Linked DNA regions of Mus musculus: region 2 is linked to region 1. Evidence: chromatin loops called from intact Hi-C (ENCODE). Cell type or tissue: left cerebral cortex. All regions are shown on one strand.

Region 1 (2,500 bases):
GACTGAGCATCACCAATGCACATAGGCATTGCTCTGGGCATGAGGGATACAGTGGTGAACCAGGGAGACAGACTATCTTTACTTTCACAAAGTGTTTCTCTTACTGGGAGGAACACACTAAATTGTTGCACATCTGTACTGCAGGTGTGAACAATTACACCGTGTGTTATTCATGATAAATTAATATGATATAAGAAAAGAAGGATAAAGACTCCTATTTTAGTTAGAGTGCTAAGGTTGGCCTCCCTGAAAAGGTAAAATATAGGAGCTTTTCAAGAGTTTGTGATAAACACACATCTGTCAAAAGTCCTTCTGATGGAAGGAGCCATACTGATGGTACAGCGCTGGCTCAATGGGATTCAGTTGGCAGTTATCATTATCATGGTGATTAAGGTAACACTTTAAGCTGGAAGACAGCTCCTTAACGGGGGGGGGGGGGGGGGGGAGGTGCGCTTCTTGTCATTAAAAGGCGGTGGCCAGGAACCGCGGCTCTCATGTGCCAGGCTTGTGGAGCCCCATGGTTTATCCTGTCCCTCCATCTTGCACTGTCTGAAACTCCAAAGAGCACGGGATATCAAGCCTTAGGGACCACCTGGCCTACGGTGCAAAGCTGGTCCACAATACTTGGCCTCGTCCCTTCAGGTGACCCTAAAGGTCACCTCCCTGCCAAGTGACAAGCCAAGGGCTTCCAAGGTTGCAGGCGGCCGGCAACACGGTACCGCACATGGCAAAAAAGAAAACAATTCGTCCACGATCATTCCCAACCGGGTACAATACCTGTGAGGAGGCGCGAGGAAATGGTGTGCGGGGACGCGGCCATAACGTACTGGTGCAGCAGTCCCCAGGACCCCAGGACGCCTCTCACCTCACCGGCTCCTGGGCGCCGCCATCTTGCTAGCCCGCCCTCTGAGTGAGGCGGGACTTCCTCTTGTCACTTCCGGCTCCCAGCGCTCTCTGAAAGCTAGGCTAGCGGAGCTTATAAAGATCGGATGGTAGAGCTTTCGCTTTCCCCTCAGACGCTCCAGATGTAGACTAGGTGAGCTCTCTGCCCGGGAGGGACAGATCGTCGGAGCCCGCGGGCGGAAGGCGAGTCGTGGCGGGGTTAGGGCTCTGGAGTCCGGCCCGGCCCGGCAGTCCCCTGAGCTTGAAAGAATTGAATGCCTCCTCAGTTGTCACCCAGGCTGATCTTGCGCAGGCTGTTGGCTTCTCGTGGAGTTTGGTAAGTAAAAAAACGAGGAAGAAAGAAACTCATTAAAAGAGCAAAACATGACTTACAAGGGCAGTTTGTGTTTGCTTTCAGCGATGAGGTGAGATCTCTGTGGTTCACCTCAGGTGCTGATCAGGGGCCACTGAGACAGGAGTTTGTGTAAGAGCACGCACTGTGTCTCTGCAGCAAGAACTGGTCATGGTGAGCGTCATCCCGATAGGGATAAGGTAGAAAGCGCTATGGAATGAGGTTAGCATTTCTGTGAAGTAGGCTAAAGAAAGGCTTTGAAGAGCCAACTTGCTGCTCAGTAGAAGGAACTGTGAGAGTTTTCCAGTTTACCAGGAAGACAGAGCAGAGAATGGGATTTTCTGAGGCCCATCACAGTTCATCACTGTGGACCTAGGATAATGGTTGTCCCCATCAAATTAATCTTAGACTAAGGAAGAAGAGGATGGATTTCTGGTGAATAACTGAAAAGTTAACAACTGTTCAATCCACTGTTTTTCGAGCACTTTGAAATGCTGTGTTAAGTGAAATATTACAAAGTACAAACCTTAAATCAACAAATGAAAAGCACAATTTGGGATCTAATCACACCAACAGTGAGTGCTGCTTAGGGGAGGCCTTCTGCTTTACAGCTATCTTGGTTAATTAGACCCACTGTTCCTGGAACTCTGATCATCATAAATAAGTTAGCCCTTTACAAACTAGATCTCAGATACCTAACTCAATGGTTACATGGTATGGAACCTGAGGGCTAGAGAGATTGCGTGATTCAAACTGTAGATTGTATAGCAGTCTACTGTACTTCCTATCTCTTTATAGTTGTCTCTTAAAATTTGTGTTATAAAACCAAAAAGTGATAGGACTGTACACCTATAAGATGGCTATAAACAAAATTAATCAATAGCAGGAGTTAACAAGTTAGTGAAGAAGTAGGAATCCTGATACATTGTTTATAGGAATATAAAATATTGTAGCCACTTTGGAAAAGCAGTTTAGGTGTTCCTCAATAAGTTAAACACAGCGCTACCTCCTGACCCAGCTGTGCCTTTCCCAGGTATATTCCCAAGACAAATGACAGCATTCATTCACTCATAATATCCCAAAGTGGATATAACTCAAGTTATACATCAACTGATATTCTGTGACATATCCACATACTGGCCTATTTGCCATGAAATGAAAATAAAGTGCAAATACATACTACAACCATGAAAACAATACTAAGTTGAAGAAATCAATCACAAAAGGCCATGTATTAGATAGTTTCCATGTGTATGAAAATTCCAG
Region 2 (2,500 bases), 360 kb after region 1:
TTGTGTGTACGTCCCCTTATGATCTGAGGGTCAGAGCATGCAGATACACTTTGTGTGTGAACGTGAAGACAATCTCTGGGTGGAAATCCTCCCACAGCGTTATGATCTCCTGCTCCCCGTCCCCCTTTTAACAGAAAACACGCTGGCCCAAATATTTGTCTCACATAAATAAACTGGTTGATTGGCCAGGGAAGAATAAGCGCCAAGTCTGTATTTTAGAGGGGTCATGGGAATAAAGTCAGCCTGTGCAATTAATGACAACAGGGGCTAACCTTACATAGACCAGATGTTCACATCATGAAGAGTGTTGGTCACAAAGCAAACAACCGTCCTTGATATAAACAACCATAAGAAGTGGTTGTCTCTCTATGGGACACATTTAAGCAAATATAAATTGTACCCACCATCAGTTCCATGTCTGGGTCCAGGCAGGGACCCTGTATACTTAGATATTTTTTTGGGGGGGGGGGAGAGGAAAAGAGCGTTACCCTCACCTAATAGAGATGCGGCATATAAAGAGAACTTGTTTTGCCAGACACAGTGACTCACCTTGTAACCCAGAACTATGGAGGTTGAATAAGGAAGACCTCAAGCTTGAAGCTAGTTTGGTTCCCTAGTGAGGAACTACATAAAAAACAACACCCCCCAAAACAAACAAACAAAAAACAAAACAAAAAACCCAAAATATAAAACAAGGCGATCTAGTGTAGTTTCTTGGTCTCTATTTCCCAACAATATGAAACCCTGGGTGTCTAGGAATTTTGTTATCTTCAAGCCATGAGTTAAAATTGTGCAAGTTTCTTACCAGACATGTGCCTTTTATATACACGCACAAGAAAGAAGCAACACTTCTGCCCTCTAGCCTTCGCCTTGGTCAGAGGCTTAACACTTGAGAGCTTGTGTTGATTTGATTTCTGTGGGATATATGGATACAACTAATAAGCAAACATATGTGAACCCAGTGCTCAGATCTCGCCTAATTCCTGCTTCCAACGATAGATACAACTCTTGAGTAGCTGATATTTCTCAGGCACCTGAACACGTACGATTGTCCAACGCCTCTCTTGAGTTCCACACTGCAGAGTACAGTTTTAGCCGGTCTCAGGAGTTGTCAGACAATGGCAGATGTCTGGCAGGAAGGGGGGAGTGTTTATTAATAATGCAGTTAAGTACTTGCCATTAGGAATGCAAGAGAGAGTCTTTGAAAGGATATAAACAAAATTCCTTCTCGCTCGTGAGCCACCTACTTTGAATGTGTTGTGTAGCGCCACCTAGTGGTAAAATACTCAGTAAATTTCCCTGACAACTTCCAGACTAATTGTGTTTGAAGGAAAGGAAAGGAAAGGAAAGGAAAGGGGAAGGGGGGGAAGGGGAAGGGGAAGGGGAAGGGGAAAGGAAGAAATAATAATGAACTTAGATAGCAGGTATAGGCTTCGTAGCCCAGCTGCTGTACTGATCTCTTTAGGTATGGGTGGTTCTCTCTCTCTCTCTCTCTCTCTCTCTCTCTCTCTCTCTCTCGGCAGTTTATTTGTTGGAGAGAAATAAAAGACTTGACTTGACAATAAACCCAAAAAGCAAGATACAAATGATTAGAGGATTTATATTAGACATGTGCATGAGGAAGGAATGCCATATGCCCAGATTACTTTTGTTAGTGCATTTTGCCTCTGTTTCTGAAAGCTGGCTTCAGATGAAAACGCTTCCAGATGACTTTATTGCAGGCTTATTCCTTCCCCTGCGTGGTGCAGCTCTGGAGGAGGGTCTTAATAGAACAGGAGGCATACAGAAGCCAGCTTAACCCTTCCAGCGCTTGTCCTGTGCCTACCAAGTGCAGGACAACTCTTGGGATGGTGATGACATCAGTTAGGGATGCATTTCTGGGCCTGTGGATAGGTGGGGTCAGGTTAAAACAGCAGAAGGAGTAGGGACATGACTGGAAGCCTGGCAGAAGTGAGCTTAATTAGTTAACCCAGGGGCCTCTTTTGCTGAGATCTTCTACGTTGTCCTGATATTATTCATTGAACATAATATTCTTTCATCTGTGGGTATTCATCCACCCCCATCCCCTGTGTCCAGAACCCATGTAAATAAGACAGTCCCAAGATTCCAAATTGAGCTTTGCAACACACTGGTGCAGTGTGACTTTTGAAAAATGTCAAGGTGGCCTAAAACCTGGTAAGGCGCATAATCTCTTTCACATGGGAGAAGACAACAGTGACTCATTATTAAGAAGCATATACATTTAGGGAGGTGTTCTCTTAATTGGGGCCTAGAACAGAAGAATACGTGTTTGTGGAGACAAATTAGGCACACATGGATGCTGCAGATGGTTGAATGAATGGCATTATGTGGCAGCCTCCATATAACTGAAGTTCCACTTACCTGTGCTCAATCATAGTCTAAAAACACATCAATGGGGCAATCCAGAGACAAACAATTCACGATTCTCAAATTTGGAGCCTTTTTGGATAGCAGGATGTGGCATGGCGTTCTATGGGAC

What was found. Peaks named below come from ENCODE experiments on the same cell type or tissue, not always from the same donor. Only the 100,000 strongest peaks of a DNase experiment are listed, where the experiment ranks them.
Region 2: a loop joins it to region 1, with 5 times the contacts of the local background. A loop is called at or near these places in 8 of 42 quality-filtered maps.

What each region holds. Positions count from the first base shown.
Region 1 is chr11:64,078,559-64,081,058 of GRCm38, forward strand. It overlaps Cox10 (heme A:farnesyltransferase cytochrome c oxidase assembly factor 10), which reads right to left and starts at 914. Exons shown (of 7, transcript NM_178379.3): 1 at 778-914. The coding sequence starts at 820. 2810001G20Rik (RIKEN cDNA 2810001G20 gene) reads left to right here and starts at 926. Exons shown (of 2, transcript NR_033780.1): 1 at 926-1,219. In left cerebral cortex, no CTCF peak of the experiment used is centred here; a DNase peak (open chromatin) is centred at 941; H3K4me3 peaks cover 1,837 bases; H3K27ac peaks cover 958 bases.
Region 2 is chr11:64,441,132-64,443,631 of GRCm38, forward strand. All of the region lies in intron 1 of Hs3st3a1 (heparan sulfate (glucosamine) 3-O-sulfotransferase 3A1), which reads left to right. Among named protein-coding and RNA genes, the nearest start is that of F930015N05Rik, 5.7 kb to the left of the region's middle. In left cerebral cortex, a CTCF peak has its summit at 1,258 (motif pointing left); DNase peaks (open chromatin) are centred at 906 and 1,263.